Regions from separate parts of the Homo sapiens genome. Here all the other regions are linked to region 1. A link is a loop called in an ENCODE intact Hi-C map of the cell type or tissue named here. Cell type or tissue: B cell. All regions are shown on one strand. Links, peaks and the distances in the headings refer to the core of each region. The heading gives the core; the rest is flanking DNA.

What was found. Peaks named below come from ENCODE experiments on the same cell type or tissue, not always from the same donor. Only the 100,000 strongest peaks of a DNase experiment are listed, where the experiment ranks them.
Region 2: it touches region 1 in a loop (7-fold over the local background); 9 of 110 quality-filtered maps call a loop at or near these places.
Region 3: it touches region 1 in a loop (8-fold over the local background); 2 of 110 quality-filtered maps call a loop at or near these places.

What each region holds. Positions count from the first base shown.
Region 1 is chr22:38,567,750-38,575,511 of GRCh38, forward strand. It overlaps DMC1 (DNA meiotic recombinase 1), which reads right to left and starts at 2,434. Exons shown (of 14, transcript NM_007068.4): 1 at 2,294-2,434; 2 at 457-540. The coding sequence starts at 507. It overlaps LOC105373031 (a long non-coding RNA gene), which reads left to right and starts at 2,751. Exons shown (of 2, transcript NR_134627.1): 1 at 2,751-2,845; 2 at 3,004-3,609. It also overlaps the pseudogene RPS29P31. RefSeq lists a silencer at 2,430-2,719 and enhancers at 3,023-3,533, 3,120-3,169. In B cell, for the core only: CTCF peaks have their summits at 4,551 and 4,757; DNase peaks (open chromatin) are centred at 2,572 and 4,592; H3K4me3 peaks cover 1,803 bases; H3K27ac peaks cover 355 bases.
Region 2 is chr22:38,349,922-38,355,682 of GRCh38, forward strand. The region is part of intron 4 of TPTEP2-CSNK1E (TPTEP2-CSNK1E readthrough); the gene reads right to left. It also overlaps the pseudogene TPTEP2. Among named protein-coding and RNA genes, the nearest start is that of CSNK1E, 35 kb to the left of the region's middle. RefSeq lists a silencer at 3,281-3,520. In B cell, for the core only: CTCF peaks have their summits at 3,400 (motif pointing left) and 3,604; a DNase peak (open chromatin) is centred at 3,410; H3K27ac peaks cover 900 bases.
Region 3 is chr22:38,371,082-38,376,842 of GRCh38, forward strand. The region is part of intron 3 of TPTEP2-CSNK1E (TPTEP2-CSNK1E readthrough); the gene reads right to left. It also overlaps the pseudogene TPTEP2. Among named protein-coding and RNA genes, the nearest start is that of TPTEP2-CSNK1E, 25 kb to the right of the region's middle. In B cell, for the core only: no CTCF peak of the experiment used is centred there; DNase peaks (open chromatin) are centred at 3,148 and 3,520; H3K27ac peaks cover 4,898 bases.

The sequences.
Region 1 (7,762 bases), core at 1,674-6,673:
GAGATTGAGGAAGGATCAATACCGTTTTTCAAACACAGAAGAAGCACCAACATTGAAAGGGCTGGGAAGCCAGTTACCTTTGTCATGTCCTCCCTAAAATTTTAAAACCTTTACCCAAAGGACTGGAACAACATTTGAACTATTTTAAATATGTTTTCTCAACCCTCTTCCCCTCCAGATCCTAAACTCCTTCCTCTAGGACCAGGCTGCTATTCGGTACCCGTGTGTGTAGGTACCAGTATGGCCATACCAGCTGTTAAGTCATTAAAATACTTTCATACCAGTTGCTAAGTAGCTAATCTTAGCATCCTTGCCAAACAAGTTGTTACATATTTGCAATATATAACTATGTGTTATTTCTACTTTCAGCTTCTAAAAATAGTAGCTAACAGGGAAGGAACTTGATTTTTGCGGAATGATCGAATGTCTATATATCTTTCAACATTTTAGTCATACCTCTTCATCTTGGAATCCTGGTTCTTCCGCCACAACTTGATCCTCCTTCATATTGAAAAGTGGGCAACAGAAAAATAATCACTTCTGGGAAAATAAGAAATATTATGTAAGAAGTAGTCCTTTGTCCAGGGGCCTCTGATTTCATTTCAAAGTCAACAAGGACTAGAAGGACAGTAAGAGAAGCATTTAGCTTGGAAAGATGAGGCCAGCCTATCTTCTTTCTGCGAGACATGTGACATTATTTCTTGTGTGTGTGTGTGTGTGTGTGCATGTGTGTGTGTGTCCCCACATGCACACAGATGCCTGAGGGGCAAATTGGGGGGTGCTTATTTAGTTTCTTCTCTTTCCCCAACAGTGATCACTTATCATCTGGTTTCCATTGCACAGCTAATCATGACTTTATTACTGCCTTGAATGTTATTTAGAATTGCATATTGCTTTTAACCTTTCTTGTTTATGTTTAACAACAATACTCTAGGAACCTTGACATTATATCATTCTTCCTTGTGTCCTCCCTGACACCTCCAACTTTGTCCTCAATAAATGGATTCTATTTTTCTCATCTATGATGAATGCCTTCCTGCCTGCTGATTATGAATGGGTACTCCTGTAACATCCACCTTTTTGTTTCATAGAACATTAGCTATACTTTCTTTCACAGTATTTACTAGTTTCATGATTTTTTTAAGATTTAAAAATATGGTGGTCCGGGTGTGGAGGCTCATGCCTGTAATCCCAGCACTTTGGGAGGCCGAGACAGGCAGATCACGAGGTCAGGAGTTCGAGACCAGCCTGGCCAATCCCCGTCTCTACTAAAAATACAAAAAAATTAGCCGGGCGTGGTGGTGGGCGCCCGTAATCCCACCTACTTGGGAGGCTGAGGCAGGAGAATCGCTTGAACCTGGGAGGCGGAGGTTGCACTGAGCCGAGATCATGCCACTGCACTCCAGCCTGGGCGACAGTGCGAGACTCAGTCTCAAAAAAAAAAAAAAAAATTGGTGGATCATAATATTATATTAAGGCTGATAAGCAGTTAAAGTTTTTAACATTGTAGACTCAAAAAGAAATCTCAGGAATCCACAAGGCGTGATTGTGTTTATTTATTACAATAAAATGCGGTCCAAATCATCATTTTTCTTGGTCGATTCCATTTCCTCATTTGATACCAAAGTCAGGGGTTGGACCCTAGAACAAAGGGAACGAACCATTAATACTAAGGCAGGAGCAGGGTCCTACCACCCAGCACCTCAAACGGCAAAGGATGGAAGGCAACCGAGACCGTTCGGATGGGATCTTCGGGGACACTGTCCTTCAGATGGCTAGCTATGAGTACCCCAATTCCACATTTACTGTCCCCATCGAAGAGAAAAACAGCATTCATTTCTTCTCCCCGTGATGAAATGAAAAGATTGTCCCCCATCTCTCAAGGAGCCGTTGATAGACTGAACCGTTGGATTGAAAGTAGGGCTCCCCAATCCCCCGGTTTAAGACGACCCAGCTGTCCCCTCTGGTGGGGGCAGCAGCGCGGTCGGGTCGCCCTCGACGCCTCCCTCAGCAGGAGGCCTGGGCAGACCCCCTGCGGCCGCCGGACATTTTCCTGACACCGGATTCCCTGGTCAGGAGGATGAGGCGGGCTCTCCTAGACTCAGGTCCGATTCGATTGAAAATGAGGTTGGAAATCCCTCAAGATCACTAAAATTCCTCCCCAAAGGTCGGAGCGGAACGCTCAAAGTCACTAGCCCAGGGACCCCAAAAAAGGAGCGAGAAAGGGAAGCGCGCCTTCTCAAAACGAGCGTCCCCTCAGAGTCTTCGCACGCTGTTCGTTTTTGCCACTTACCCCCCTCGTACCCACAGTCTCCCCGAGATTTTCAAGGTGAAGCCCCTCTGCCCCGCCCGACCTCCTCAGCTGACAGGATTCTAACTCGGGCCTAGAACACGGAGCCTGGAGACCCGCGCGCCGTTGACCACAGGGTTTGGCGCCAAACGAGGAGGGCGGGGCGAGGACCAAGGGGCCGGGGCGGGGCGCAGGGTGAGGGTGGAAGGGCGGGGAGGGAGCAGGCCTACAGAGGGCGACGAGGGGCGGGGAGCAATGGGGGCGGGGCGAAGACCGAAGGGCGGGGAACGAGCGGGCTCACAGGTGGGGGGACCAGAGGGCGTGGCCTGGAGGGGGCTCAGGGCGAGGGGGCGGGGCGAGGGCTGAGGCGCGGAAAACGAAGAGGAGCCCCAGCGGGTGGCGAGCTGGGATGACGGAGGGAGGGAGGGAGGGGCGCTGTGGAAGGAGCGCGCTGAGGAGCGGGGCCTTGAAGGGAGACCGTTGAGCTGGGGCGTCCCTCGAGCTGAGCACCTCGCTAAAGTCCGGGAGAAGACCCTGAGGCGGGGTTCTGAGGAGGTAGCCTTGAGTCGGGGGAGGGGCGATGAGCAGAGGTGGCTGACTTTGGCGATAGGTCTTGGTCGCGAGGGTTGCAGATGGAGCCTTGGCTTAGAAGGTCGAATCCGGGCCCGTTTCCCCCCGCCCCCGCTGCCCATGGCTTCTCTTTTCACCTCCAGGTTTTCATGCTGGCTTCAGAGTTTGGCCGTGCTCCCTCAGCGTTCCTAATTTCCCACTTTCTGACTCTCACCATTTGCCACTCTTGTCTGTGATTGAGACACCCGAGGCCCATTCAGGATGGAGAGTAATTTTTTCTCTGTCTTAACTTGAAGTTTTAAATAGACCACAGACGCCAAGTATATTTTGGTTCAGCTTTTAAATAGAAGTCGCAGGCCAGCCTTCGTGCCAGCAGCGCCATCGCTGGCAGCATCCTCCTCCTCCCCTCACGCGGAGACTGACTTGGGGAGAGTCAGGAAACATTTGAGAGAGCAGCTGCCGAGGTGGAGGCTGTGATGTATCTTGGATGAATCTCTGTGCAAACAGTTCTTTGGGTTCAAGACCTAGTACAGGGCGATCCTTTTTGTTTTTTCTGTCTGAATCATTTTGGTGGAATAAATAGCAAAACATTCCCACAATAGCAGTTGGCATTTTGTGTAGGACGCACCCCCCCAACAGGTGGATTGTTTTAAGAGCCAACAAATAACTGCCATTGTGCTTCCAAATCTGTTATTTTCCCCCAAACACAGTCGTCCTTGTTATATGGAGATGAATGCCCATTTGGGGGAGGAACTGGATAGTGGTGAAAGGCTTTCGCTCTGAGGCCTCACCTAAATAATTATGGGAACTTTTGAGCAACTCGTTAGGTGAAGACATCAACAGTCTACAGAAGAGCTGCAAAGAGCACAGCAAGATGATTTAGGGAAATATAACATATGTAGTTTGGTGTAGTGACAGCTGGGAGAGAGAAATGTTCATAATATTTGAAGGTTGTGTGCAGTACACTTAAAAAAACTAAAATGAGCTGGGTAATGACAAATTCATGAAGGGAGGAGAAAAATCTTATCTGGGTATCATATCGATGGTTAGAGACAACTTTTAAGATATTTAAAACAACAACAAACTCTAGGACAGTTAAAAAGTGCACATGAAGACTTTCCACTAAAATCGGAACCAAAAAAATTGTCTTTCGTATCATACAAAAACTCTGAATATCATGAAGGTGGCATTTCACATCAGTGGAGAAATGATGAATTCAGTGAATAGTGTTAGAACAACTAGGTAACCATCTGGAAGAAAAATAAAATTGGAACCACACTTTACACATTATACCAAAATAAATTCCAGACAGATCAAAAAATTAAATCTGAACAATAAAATAATAAAAGTACTAGAAGAAAATATGGGATATTTAAAATTACTTTGTAATAAGAAACATCTTTTTAAGTATGCTACAAAACTCAGAAGCCATGAAAGATTGTTAAGTATGCTTATATTTAAAAAAATATATCCTGCATGGCAAAATGGTACTTTCCTATCCACAATATAGAACATGGCAAACCAGAGCTTTTGTGTCAATTATTAACTGGATAATATAGCTTGCCTAATTTTTCAAATCCTTCAGGAAGTCCACAATTTCTCTACACAATTTTAAAATTTTGTGTCTTTTTATGATATTTTTAGAAATAAAAAAATAGGCAGTGGGATTATAGTTAAGACCTGAATTTTAAACTATTACACTTTACTGCCCCTCCGTGGACAGTCACCTTATAACCAAATAGAGGCACAGGATTCCAGCGCGTATAGTTGGGCTTCTACAAAGTGATGCTTGCTGATACATATTCTTGAAATTTCAAGAGCTTGAATTTGAGAAATGCTTTAGTAGAGAACTAAAGAATGAAGGCTCATCACGTACAAATTTCACTGGGTAGAATTCCCCTTAAAAATATTTGTTTGTTTTGTTTTGCTTTTTGTTTTTGAGTCAGGGTCTCCCTCTGTCACCCAGGCTAGAGTACAGTGGTAAGTAAGATCTTGGCTCACAGCAGCCTCAATCTCCCGGGCTCAAGCGATCCTCCCACCTCAGCCTCCTGAGTAGCTGGCACTACAGGCACAAGCCACCACACCCAGCTAATTTTTTGGTATTTTTTTTGTAGAGATGTGATTTCACCATGTTGCCCTGGTCTCAAACTTCTGGGCTCAAGTGATCCTCCCATCTCAGCCTCCCAGAGTGCTGGGCTTACAGGCGTGAGCCACTGCATCCAGCAGTGTTCCATTTCTTTATCTCCAATTTCAAATAATTTCCCTTTAAGAATAAGGTACTTGTAGCCTATTGCTGAGACCTGTACCTCTTAGTGGCTCTTCCCCTGGCTACATAAAGGTTTAAAATGACTGCTGTTTGTAAAGAGTCGATTAAAATTTTAACCTAGGGTCTTACATTATTCACCTCCAGTTACAAGAAGGAATACGGGGTACCATAGGAACACATGGGAGGGACATCTTATTCAGTTTGTGGGTAAGTGGGGAACATGGCATTTAGAGGCTGACACCCATGAGTAATTCATTAGTCAGGTAATAAGAGGGAACCAGTACTAACTTAAGAGAGTGCATTTAGCTGGAGCTCAATACTTATTTGTAGAATGAATGACTAGTAAAACACCTCTTACATTCGCCAAACTTTCTCTTTTTTTCTCAGTATTCTAGTTCCATCAATCTTGTCATGCTTTTTTTCTTACACTTCTAGTTTATATAGACATTTCAAATACTGTGTTTCTTGCCTCAGCAGAGGGAATATTCTGAAAGATACTAATTCTGCAGTGTGTGGATTTGCATTAACCTAAAGGGGTTTAGTATAGATTTACTGGAAAGAAAAAAAATCTGTAGGATTATGAACCAAAAAATAAAAAACCAAAGTTCCCATCTTTATTCAAAGCATTGATTAGCAAAAATAAAAGGCAAAAGTTGTATATATTTTTGCATATCTACTTCTTTCTTTCTTTTTTTTTTTTTTGAGGCAGAGTCTCACTCTGTCACCAGCCTGGAGTGCAGTAGCGTGATCTCAGTTCACTGCAACCTCTGACTCCCTCGTTCAAGCGATTCTCCTGACTCAGCCTCCTGAGTAGCTGGGATTACAGGCACATGCCACCACATCCAGCTAATTTTTGTATTTTTTGTAGAGACAGGGTTTCACCATGTTGGCCAGGATGGTCTTGATCTCCTGACCTCGTGATCTGCCCACCTCGGCCTCCCAAAGTGCTGGGTTTACAGGTGTGAGCCACCACACCTGGCCGCATATCTGTTTATTTCTGATCCTACTTTTCAGTCACCTAATAAGCATTTTTCCATGTCTTAAGCATAATTTTAAATGATTGCATAATATTCCATTGAATGTATTATTAACAAATTCCCTGTTATTGGACATTACTAATTAGTGTCAGCATCTTTTTGCATTGTTTGTTTTTTAGGATTACTTTTATTTATTTATAATAAAAAAATAGAGATGGGGTCTCGCTACGTTGCCAAGGCTGGTCTTGAACTCCTGGGCTCAAGCAATCCTCTCACATTGGCCTCCCAAAGTGCTGGGATTACAAGCATGAGCCACTGCACCCGGCTGAGGATCACTTTTCTTAGGGTAGATTTCTGGATTTATAATCATTGATTGAAAGGCTGTGGACAATTTTAAGGCTATTGATAAATATTTAAAGCTCATGGAAATATTTGGTTGTACTAGTTTCCATTTTCTAGTTTCCATTTACCAGCAGAGAAAGAGTTGGTTATTTCATAGCTGTCACAGAGCTTACAGTCTAGTAGGAAAGATAGATTTTATACAAAGAACTATATAAGCAGAATTGTGAAAAATGCATTAAGGGAAAAATAGTGTGCACTGTGCTAAGCACACAGATAGAAAGGTGACTAAGTCTCTGCTGTGGAAAGCAACAGTGCTTGGGAGAGGCAGACCGATAAACAGGTTGTTCCTTTAAAAAAATTGTTTTAGGCCAGTTGCAGTAGCTCACGCATGGAATCCCAGCACTTCAGGAGGCCAAGGCAGGCGGATCACGAGGTCAGGAGTTCGAGACCATCCTGGCCAACATGGTGAAACCCCGTCTCTACTAAAAATACAAAAATTAGCTGGGTGTCGTGGAGCGTGGCTGTCATCCCAGCTATTCGGGAGGCTGAGGCAGGAGAATCGCTTGAACCAGGGAGTCGGAGGTTGCAGTGAGCCGAGATCGCGCCACTGCACTCCAGCCTGGATGACAGAGTGAGACTCCGTCTCAAAAAAAAAATTTTAAATTTTTATTTTATGTAAAAAGATTTTTTCTTTCATTGAGTGGATGCCCTGGATAATCTATTCAAGGAAGATCACTTAGTCCAACTTAATGAAACCTATATCCTTCGCGTACTGACTGGCAGCACACATTAAGGCCATATTTCCTTTTCTTTTCTTTTCGTTTTCTTTTCTTTTTTTTTTTTTTTTTGAGATGGAGTCTCGCTCTGTTGCCCAGGCTGGAGTGCAGTGGTGCCATCTCAGCTCACTGCAACCTCCACCTTCTGGGTTCAAGTGATTCTCCTGCCTCAACCTCCTGAGTAGCTGGGATTACAGGGGCCTGCCACCATGCCGGCTAATTTCTGTATTTTTAGTAGAGACAGGGTTTCGCCATGTTAGCCAGGCTGGTTTGGAACTCTTGACCTCAAGTAATCTGCCCGCCTCAGCCTCCCAAAGTGCTGGGATTACAGGCGTGAGCCACCGCACCCGGCTGAGGCCATATTTCTGAATCAGACCTTGCTGGTTTGAGCAGACGTGACAAAAGCACCAACACTGGCCACATTTTCTTGGGTGGCTCCAGTAGAGCTGCTGGTGACCTATCTTGCTTTCAGTAGTACAAGGAAGAAAAAGGCATAAACAGGTCATTCTAAGTGTTGTGATTGACAGTTGATACTCACTTC
Region 2 (5,761 bases), core at 516-5,515, 220 kb before region 1:
CAGCCTCCCGAGTAGCTGGGATTACGGGCGCCCGCCACCATGCCCGGCTAATTTTTTGTATTTTTAGTAGAGACGGGGTTTCCCCGTGTTAGCCAGGATGGTCTCGATCTCCTGACCTCGTGATCCGCCCACCTCGGCCTCCCAAAGTGCTAGGATTACAGGCGTGAGCCACTGTGCCCGGCCCACACCTGGCTAATTTTTAAAAAATTTTTGTTGAGACGGGGTCTCACTATGTTCCCCAGGCGGGTCTCAAGCTCCTAGCCTCAGGGGATCCTCCCACCATGGCCACCAAAGGGCTGGGATTATACATGTGAGCCACCATACCTGGCCAGGAAATAATTTTTAAAATTGCGGTAAAATACCTATCATATAAGATTTGTCATTTTAGCTGGTTTTAAGCGTAGGTTCTGTGGCACTAAGTTTTTTTTTTTGCGGGGGGGAACGGAGTTTCACTCTTGTTGCCTGGGCTGGAGGGCTGGAGTGCAATGTCGTGATCTTGGCTCACTGCAACCTCTGCTTCCTGGGTTCAAGCGATTCTCCTGCCTCAGCTGGTGTTGAACTCCTGACCTCAGGTGATCTGCCTGCCTTGGCCTCCTAAACTGCTGGAATTACAGGCGTAAGCCACCGCACCCGGCCAGCACTAAGTATTAATACATCCACACTGCTGTGCTCCTCCCCCTACTGCCCGCCCCATCTCCAGAGCTTACAGGGAACCACACAACCAGTTCCTTTCCTGAAAGCTCAGAGGACAGGCTGCCTCCTCCAAGGAGTGATCCTGACTTCCCAGGCAGAGAATTTCTGCAATAAGCATTAGGCCTCCCCTGTCCCCAGATCCCTGCCCAGAACCCAAACACGGGTGGAGCCTCCACAGGGCTTCCCACCCAGCCTCCTGCTTCCACAGAACAGGATTCACTCTGGCCAGAGGAGGAAATTCTTTGAACTTCTTTGAAGTCCATGATGGTGATGATGATGATGACGGTGACGGTGATGGTGATGAGAATAATGGTGATGGTGATGATGGAGAGGAGGAGGAATCTCTGGCTCTCCTGCTGATGTCTTTCTCTGACCAGTACAGTCTCTGGAAGGCAGGATCATGTGTTTTCCCACCCTCTGCCAAAGATGGGAGCAGCCTGGGCTGGAATGCAAGGTGGCAGGAGCATACCACAGCTCTGTCACTACGATGGCAACAGCCCCATCCCTGTCCCTCACAATGGCCCTGAGTGTGGCCCTGGTTGTCCCTGCCTGTGTCCTTCCTTGTCCCCCCAACCAGGGAGCTCCTGGAAGACTAGCCTGGGGTGCCCCCTTCACTGGCCCCCCAACATGGCCCCAGATCCAGTGGCTGTAGGGCCTTCCCAGTCTTGCCCTCACTTCCCAGCTGAGGAAGCTGTTCACACAGCCTTCCTGAGGCTGGGCCCCAGGCTGTCCCCAACATCAGCACTGGAACATGGGACCTGGGTGGGCTGAAGGGCCCTCGTTTCTTTTTTTGCTGTGAGTGGGAAGGGCTGGGGAAACTGAGGCACAGGTTAGTGTCTTCATTTGCCCAGGTCACCGTAGAAACCTACTCTCCTTGCTGCTCTCTGGACTCTGGGGCCACATAGGGAGGCGGCCTGCAGGGCCCCTGCCCAAGAGCCAGGTCAGACCGGAAGCTCAGTGCCGGGTGTAGGAGCTGAGCAGACCTGGGCTCAAATTCCAGTCTGCTCACTCCTCTGGTGGTCACAGCGCCTTCCTCACCTGTCAGTGGGGTGCATGATAGTGCAGCCTCTCACACTGGCTGGAGCGGCCAGTAAGGCAAACACCCCAGGTCGGGCCCAGGCTCGAGGCGGGGGCTCAGTGAATATCCCCTCTACCTTCTTTTCCTGCCCGGAGGTCTGAAGGGGGCAGCCCAATGGTATAGACGGGCCTGGAGAGAGGGTGGCTCAAGCCCTGGCCCCGCCTCTGGCCCTCTGTGACCTTCAGTATCTTCGTCGGCCTCTCGTGGCCACTGGGCTGTGTATGCAGGACAATATTCATTCTCAGGGTCTGCAAAGGCCACCCCCAGCCTTGTCCCTACCTCCTGAGGCGGGTGGAAGGGGCTGATGAAGGTCAGCCCAGAGATCTTGGAGTGAAAGGGGCAGAAGGCCCAGGGCTGGCTGCGGTGGACCCTCAGGAGGTGATGAAGCGAGGGTTGTCCCCCGAGTCCAGGGCCTCTGGAGCCTCTCCTTCCTGCTGTGTGCACGGGTCCATAAACAGAAGGGACCGCCAGTTCTGGTTCCATTAGACATCCAAAAAACAGGCTGGGCGCGGTGGCTCACACCTGTAATCCCAGCACTTTGGGAGGCTGAGGCAGGCAGATCATGAGGTCAGGAGTTCGAGACCAGCCTGGCCAACATGGCGAAACCCCATCTCTACTCAAAATACAAAAATTAGCCGGGCATGGTGGTGGGCACCTGTAGTCCCAGCCACTCGGGAGGCTGAGGCAGGAGAATCATTTGAACCCGGGAGGCAGAGGTTGCAGTGAGCCAAGATCGTGCCACTGCACTCCAGCCTGGGCAACAGAGAGACTCTGCCTTAAAAAAAAATCCAAAAAACGTGAGCGAAGGGGTTGCTAAGTCCTTAGACTTAGAGGGAGGCCCCCGGAGACCACTTGGGTGAGAGTCCCAGGCTCAGCTCTGCCCTGTCCTCCATTTGAGGGCTTGGGCAAGTCCCCATACCATTTGGGCCTCAGTTTCCCCATCTGGACATGAGGGTTTCCACTGGCCCAGAGTTGGGCTGGGAGTCAGGTGTGACCTCAGGGGACTCGTGGTGCTCTCCTGGCTCTTGGTCTCCACCTGGGCCTGGACTTTTCTGTGGGACCCATCAGGGACACTCAGCAAACACCCCTTTGCATTTGTTTTATTTATTTATTTATTTTTATTATTTTATTTTATTTTGAGACACAGTTTGCTCTTGTTGCCCAGGCTGGAGTGCAATGGCACAATCTCGGCTCACTGCAACCTCCATCTCCCAGGTTCAAACATTCTCCTGCCTCAGCCTCTCGAGTAGCTGGGATTGCAGGCATGTGCCACCACGCCTGGCTAATTTTGTATTTTTAGTAGAAACGGGGTTTCTCCATGTTGGTCAGGCTGGTCTCGAACTCCCGATCTCAGGTGATCCGCCCGCCTCGGCCTCCCAAAGTGCTGGGATTACAGGAATGAGCCACCGCGCCCGGCTGTTTGTTTTTATGTCTTCTTTTTTCTATTTGTTAATAAAGCTCGCTTGGGGTCAGATTGCTAGGACCAAAAAGGCCCTGGCAGACAGCCTAGTCCATTATATAGACAGAGAAACTGAGGCTCTTGGGGCGAGGCAACCCGCCAGTGCCCTCCGGTCCAGCCCAGGCTGGGACCCGGGAATTCGGGCGGCGCTCGCCTGCTGCCCCCGTGTGGCCGCCGCGGGCGCTGCAGGCGGGTCCTGGTCACGCGGGGCGGGGCTGCTTCTCATTGCCAAGCCCAGGGCGGACGTGGGGAGCACCCATAGGGAGAAGGCCTGCCCTGGCCACCTGAGACTGCGACTCCGAGAAGTGCCCTGAACGAGTTCACCTCCGAAGGGAAACCAGGGACGCTTCCAGGAGGCAGTGTCCTTGGAGCAGGTGGTCGGGAGTGCTCCGGGCGCCCCACCTGGAGGAGTCCAGCCCTGGGACCAATTCTGCGCTGGCCTGAGAACAGCGAGGGCCTCGGAACCCGGCGGAGGGGTTCCAGCGGCTTGGTTGCTGTGGACTCCAGCGAATGCCTTAACCTCTCTGAGCCTCCTTTTTCTCAGCAAGAAATTGGTGTACACACACACACGCGCGCGTGCATACACACACCCTTCACAGGCTGTTGTGAAGATTAAGTTGGTATTCAAAGCATCGGGCCCAGCCCCGGGTTCCAGGTGGGTTGTGTTCAGCCTCTCCCCTCTCCATCCCTCCCTTGCAGGAGTTTGGGCTGGAACTGCTCCTCCCAAAGGTGTCTCCAGGCCCTGTCAAGGCCCAGGGACAGAGCTGGTACTAGCCCTGACCACACAGTGGGAGAGCTTCCTGTGTTTTCCCCTTCCCTTTGATGGGGTCAGGAGGTCTCCATCGAGTGCTAGCCGTCTACACCACCTTATCAACCTCGTCAATGGAGAGGCAGAGGTTGGCTGTGGTCCTGTAATCCCAGCACTTCAGGAGGCCGAGGTGACAGATCACTAGAGCCCAGGAATTACAGACCAGCCTGGGCAACATGGTGAAAACCTCTTTACAAAAAATACAAAAATTAGCCCGGCATGATGGTGTGTGCCTGTGGTCCCAGCTACTTGGGAGGCTGAATTGGGAGGACTGCTTGAGCTCGGGGGTTTGAGGTTGCAGTGAGCCAAGATCGCACCACTGCACTCCAGCCTGGGCAAGAGTGAGACCCTGTCCCCCTAAAAAAAACAAATGAAACCAAAACAAAAGTCAGAGAGGCAGGTCCTGGGCCTTGGGCCCAGCACTGACCAGCAGGAGTACCTGGCTAGAATAGAAACTCCTTGTTTGACTTCATTCTATTTCTTTTCACTTTTACCTTCCATATGTGGCAAGTTGATACTGGTTTCCACTTATGTAGGGATAGGAAGTTTCCTTTTAAAATAAAATTGTTCCAGGCACAGTGGCTCGCGCCTGTAATCCCAGCACTTTGGGAGGCCAAGGCGGGCGGATCACTTGAGGTCAGGATTTCGAGACCAGCCTGGTCAACATAGTGAAACCCCATCTGTACTAAAAATACAAAAATGAGCTGGGCGTGGTGGCACACACATGTAATCCTAGCTATTTAGGAGGCTGAGGCATGAGAATCGCTTGAACCTGGGAGGCAGAGGTTGCAGTGAGCTGAGATCGCGCCGTTGCACTCCAACCTGGGTGACAGAGTGAGACTCAGTTTCAAAAATAAAATAATAAAATTGTTCAAGTAAAAAAAAAGCAAGCTGATTTAAAAACATGTTATTCTATAATTTTAATACAATAGTTTAGAGGTGGGCACTGGAGACAACAAAGGTGACAGTGGAGTGACAAGATCTGAAGCCAGCACTAGAAAGCCTCTACATCCCGCTAATCAGCAGGTGAGGCTGGGCCAGGAGCCTCTCATTCTTTTTTTTTTTTTTTTGAGACAGAGTCTCCCTCTGTCTCCCAGGCTGGAGTGCAGTGGCGCCATCTTGGCTCAGTGCAACCTCCGCCTCCTGGGTTCAAGTGATTCTCCTGCCTCAGCCTCCCGAGTAGCTGGGACTACAGGCGCGTGTCACCACACCCAGCTAATTTTTGTATTTTTGTATTTTTAGTAGAGACAGGGTTTCACCATGTTGGCCAGGATGGTCTTGATCTCTTGATCTCGTGATCTGCCCACGTCAGCCTCCGAAAGTGCTGGGATTACAGGCATGAGCCACTGCGCCCGGCCAGGAGCCTCTCATTCTATGGACTGAAGTCACATATTCAATCCAGCGGGGATATTCTGAGCCCCGCCATGTGCTGGTGCCTGTACCTGCTATATCTCCTCTTTGGTGGGGAGACAAGCCCCCAGCCCAGGCAGGGTCCCCACCAGGCTGGACATAGACCCATTCTGGGTGAATGTGAGGGGAAGAAATTGAGCGTGCCCGGTGGTGGCGGAGCCAGGAACAGGAAGGCCTGGAGCCAGCCTGCGCTCCGCCCATCCAGCAGAGTCTCCACTTGGTGTGGATTTGAAAGTGATCTAACACGTCGTCCTCTCTTGTCACCCAGGCTGGAGGGCAATGGTGCGAACTCGGCTCACTGTAACCACTGCCT
Region 3 (5,761 bases), core at 516-5,515, 200 kb before region 1:
TAAACCTGCTTTTTGTTGTTAACCTTTTGTAATTTTTGCCTCAAATTTGTTTATTTCTGTTTGGTCTTCATTATTTATTTCCTTTTAATAATTTGGGGGTTGGTTGGTTCTTAATATTCTAGTTTCTTGAGGTAGAATTGTTCAGTGGTTTATTTGAAAGTTTTCTAGTTTTTTTGATCCAGGCATTTATTGCTAAAAACATACTTCTTTTTTTTTTTATACTTTAAGTTCTAGGGTACATGTGCACAATGTGCAGGTTTGTTACATATGTATACATGTGCCATGTTGGTGTGCTGCGCCCATTAACTCGTCATTTACATTAGTTTTATCTCCTAATGCTATCCCTCCCCCCTCCCCCTACTCAACAACAGGCCCCAGTGTGTGATGTCCCCCTTCCTGTGTCCAAGTGTTCTCATTGTTCAATTCCCACCTATGAGTGAGAACATGTGATGTTTGGTGTTTTGTCCTTGCGATAGTTTGCTGAAAAAATGATGAGTTCATGTCCTTTGTAGGGACATGGTTGAAGCTAAAAACATACTTCTTAATAACTGCTTCTGCTCTGTCCCGTTTTGGTATATTGTGTTTCTAGTTACATTTGTTTCAAGGAATTCTTAAATTTCATTCTTAATTTCTTTCTTCACTCATTGTAACTCAAGGGCATGTTGTTTAATTTCCATATGTCTGTATAGTTTTGAATGTTCCTCTTGTTATGAATGTCTAGTTTTATTTCATCGTGGTAAGATGAGATACCTGATAGAATTTGTTGAGACTTGTTTTGTAGCCTAACATACGGTCTATCTTGGATAATGTTTCATGTGCTGAAGAAAAGAATGTGTATTCTGCAGCTGTTAGGTGAGATGTTCTGTATATGTTTGTTATTTATGTCCATTTGGTCTATGGTGGAGTTTAAGTCTGATGTTTCTTTGTTGATTTTCTGTCTAGATGATTTGTCCAATGCTGAGAGTGGGATACGAAGTGCCCAACTCTTATTGTAATGGGGTCTATCTCCCTCTTTAGATCCAGTAATATTCGCTTTATATATCTAGGTGATCTGGTGTTTGAGTGCATACATATTTACAATTATACACATATTACAATTATATTTCTTGCTGAACTGAATCCTTTATTATTACATAATAATCTTGTTTGTCAATTTTTATGGTTTTTAACTTGAACTCTGTTTTGTCTGATACAAGTATAGCTATTCCTGCTCACTTTTGGCTTCCATTTGCACAGAATATCTTTTTCCATCCCTTCATTATCAGTCTATGTGTTTCTTTACCAGTAAAGTGAGTTTCTTTTAGATAAAATATAGTTGGATCTTATTTTTTAATCCACTCAGTAAGTCTATATCCTTCATGGGGTATTTAATCTATTAACATTCAAAGTTATTATTGGTAGGTGAGGAGTTACTTCCAACGTTTTATTGTTTTCTGGTTGTTTTGTATATGTTTTATTCCTTTCTTCCTGTTTACTTTTGAAGTTGGGTAGTTTTCTGTAGTGATAAGGTTTCATTCCTTTCTCTTTCTCCTTTATGTATTGACTCTAACAGTGACTTTTAAAGTTTTGCATGTTTTCATGATGGTGGTTATCATCTTTTTACTTCCAGATGTAAAACTCCCTTGGGCATTTCTTGTAACGCTGGTCTAGTGGTGATGAATTATCTTGGTTTTTGTTTATCTGTGACAGATTTTATGTCTTCATTTGTAACGGATAGCTGTGCTGGGTATAATATTCTTGGCCGAAAGATTTTTTTTCTTTCAGAACTTCGAATATATCATCCCATTCTCTTCTAGCCTAAGGTTTCTGCTGGGAAATCAGCTGTTAGTCTAATGGGGATTCCATTATAAGTGTGTTACTTTTCTCTTGCTATTTTAAAATATCTTTGTCTTTGATTTTTCACAATTTGACTATAATGTCTGGGTTGAATGTATCTGGGGTTCTTTGATCTTCCTGGAACTAGATGTCTAGCTTTCTCTCAAGAGTTAGGAAGTTTCATGCTATTTTATTAAATATGTTTTCCTCATATTTTCTCTACACTTTTCCTTCTGGAATGCCCATAATATGAATATTTGATCAAATTAATGGTGTCCCATAAATCCTGTAGGCTTTTTTCATTCTTTTTTATCCTTTTTTGCCTGCCTGTTATTTCAAAAGACTTGTCTTCAAGTTCAGAAATTATTTCTTCTGCTTATTCTTGTCTGTAAAGCCATTGATTGTATTTTTTCATTTCATCCATTGAACTGTTTAGCTCTTAGGGCTTCTGTTTGGTTATTTTTATGATATCTGTATCTTTAGTAAATTTCTCTTTCAAATCATGTTTTCCTGATTTCATTGACTTGTCTATCTGTATTACCTTACATCTCACTGAGTTTCCTTAAGATTATTCTTTTTTCTGCCATTTCATATGTTTATGATTGGGTTCTATTACTGGATAATTACTATTTCCCTTTGTAGGTGACATGTTTTCTTGCATTTTCACGGTTGCTGTGTTTCTAAATTGATTTCTATGCATCTGGTGAAAAAGTCACCTTTTCCAATTTTATGGAGTAGGTTTACTTGTATGAATTTATTTGTATGAATGGGTCTTGGATGTCTGTTCATTGGGGTATACTGGCCTTGGTTCTACATGGATGCAGTAAGTGTAGTCTCCATGTAGTTTATTCAGCTGTGATCCACACTAGTAACATTTGCAAGTTACTCAGTGGCCTAGGTTAAGGAAGTTTGTAGTGATGGTGGTGCAGCCTTGCCAGGGGTGGGCTCACTGGGCTGTTTCGCAGGGTAGGGGTGTGTGCAGGCACACAGTGGGTCAGAAAACTTGGAGTATGGCTTTATGCGGCTGGCCATGGTGCTGTCACTCTAGCCAGGAGCATGGGGATGCAGCTGCTCAACCAGGGCATGACTGCCAGATGTGCTTTGCAGGACAGTTTCTCAGGCCCAGGATGCAGGCACACAGCTGTTTGCCTGGCCTGGAAGAATGCACTCCAGGAGTGGCCTGAAGGGCTGTTTCCCATACCTGGTATGTGGGTACACAGCTGCTCATCTGGCCTGTGGCCAGTCTGCTGGGGGGAAACTCATGGGCCAAATATATAGCTGCATAGCTGCTAAGCTGGACTGAAAATATCTTTGCCAGGGCTGGCCAAGAAGGGGGTTTCTCAGGCCTGGGATACAGTCAAATGACTTCTCAGCTGTCCCGGATGTGTGTCTGCTGGGGGTAGTCCATAGAGCTATTCTAGCTCAGGATGTGGGCACACTGCTGCTCAGCTGGCCTGGGTGGTGCCTGCCAGGGGAAGCCCAGGGGACTGCTTCTATGAGCCAGGATGTGGACACGAGGCTGCTCGGCTGGCCTAAGGGCATGTCTTCTGGGAGTAGCCCATGGAGCTCTTTCTTAGGTCCAGGACATGGACATTCATGGCTGATTGGCTGGTCTGGAGGTGCATCTGCTGGGAATGGATACAGGACTATTTCTCAGGCTCATGCAAGGTCGCACAGCTGCTTAGTTGGCCTGGGAGTGTTTCTGTCGGGGGTGGCCTAAAGGGCTGTTCCTCAAGCTGGGACATAGGTATGTGGCTGCTTAGCTGGCCTGACAGTCTGCTGGCCAGAGTAAGCTCCCAGGGTTGTTTCTTGGCCCTGAGACTTGGGCATACACAGCTGCTTGTCTCTCAGGTCTGAGAGACAGGTGCAAGGCCCACTCGGTGGTGTGCCTGCTGGGGGCAGCCTGTGGGACTGTTTCTCAGGCCCTTATTAAAGGCAGAGGGCTCCTGGGCAGGCCAGGAGCATGTCTGTGGTGGATGGGGCCTGCAAGGCTGTTTCTCAGGTCCTGAGCATGGGCTCATAGTCACTCTGTTGACCTGGGGGTGTATCAGCTGCTCAGAGGCTTAGGGGCCTCTCCCACTTGGGAGAGGGCATGTAGTGGTTTGGCTGTCTTAAGAGTGAATTTACCCTGGATGGGACTGCAGATTATTCCTCTGTCTGGAAGTGTGGTGGTGGGGGTTGATTTCCCTGCATGCATTACTTGAGTTACAGCCAGTCCTGGGACCAACCTCCACACAGCTGGGATTGTGGCTTTAACCCACCCATGTGGGCTTGGTGTACTGAAGATAAAGCTCCAGTGCTGGAGAGGCACAGTGGCTACTGCCCCCAGAGGAGGGCACACTCAAGAGATGACTCTGGTCTCAAGATGGTGCTGTGCTGCTGCAGCTTAAGTCTCTGGGGGTGGGAAGTCTTCACCTTGTACTCCTAGTCCAGGACATGCAGCTGTGTCAATTCTTGGCAATACTCCAAACTGGCCTGAGGGCTTGCAAAGACTGTGAGATTCTCCTGTTGTAAAGACTTTGTGTTTGTGATGGCAGTGGGGTGACAGGGATCTTCTGCCTACCTTCACCCTGCAATGAGAAGTCTCTCCTGTCTCTGGGCCAATTCAATCCAGATGGGGCAGAAGGGGCTGCACAGGCTGAGTGCTTCCATGCTGTGGCAACTTCCAGTCACCACAGGTGTGTCTCCACTCCTTTGCTGCACTCCAGGACTATCCCTTTGATATTCTAATCAAATCTTAGATGTGTATTTCTTGCCTCAATTCTTTCTTGTAGGGGAGATGAGCACCAGGCATCTCTAGTCACCCATCTTGCTTGATTTAGCATAATTCGTAAGGGCCCCAGGATTTTCAGAATAGTCAATGATTGTTGGCTTCAACTTAAAAGTCACCAGCTTCATTAGCCCCTAACAAGAGAATTGGCCTGTGCTTTGAAGATGTCAAACCATGCGTTGACTTCTCCTCTCTAAATATGAAAGTCCTAGATGGCATCTTCTTCCAATAAAAGGCTATCTTGTCTACATTGAAAATGTGTTGTTTAGTTTGGCCACCTTCATCAATTATCTCAGCTAGATCTTCTGGATAACTTGCTGCTGCTTCTGCAACGGCACTTGCTGTTTACCTTGCACTTTTATGTGATGGAGATGGCTTCTTTCCTTAAACCTCATGAACCAAACTTTTAGCTTCAAGCTTTTCTTCTGCAGCTTCCTTACCTCTCCCAGGCTTCATTGAATCAAAGGGAGTGAGGGCCTTGTCCTGGATTAGGCTTTGGCTTAAGGGAATGCTGTGGCTGGTTTGATCCTTTATCCAGACCACTAAAACATTCTCCATATTAGCAATCAGACTGTTTTGCTTTCTCAACATTTGTATGTTCACTGGAGTAGCAGTCTTAATTTTCTTCAAGAAGTTTTTTGGCTTTTCTGTTTTGTTTTTGTTTTTGTTTTTGTTTTACATTCACAACTTGGCTGAACTGGTGCAAGAAGTCTAGCCTTCCTCACAATCATTTCTAGCTTTTGGTTTAAAGTGAGAGACATGTGACTCTTCCTTTCACTAGGACACTCAGAGACCATCATAGGCTTATTAAATGGCCTACTTTCAATATTGTTGTGTCTCAGGGAATAGGGAGGCCCAAGGAGAAGGAGAGAGATGGGGGAATGGCTAGTCAGTGGAGCAGTCAGAACAAACATGTCATTGATTAGGCTTGTCATCTTAATATGGACATGGTTCGTGTTGCCCCAAAACAATTACAATAGTAACATCAAAGATCACTGATCACAGATCACCATAACAGATATGATAATAAAAAGTTTGGAATATTGCAAGAATTATTAAAATGTGACAGAGACACAAAGTGAAAACACGCTGTTGGAAAAATAAAACCAGGAGACTTGCTCAATGTAGGGTTGCTACAAACCTTCAGTTTACAAAAAAGTAACATCTGAGGGGCAA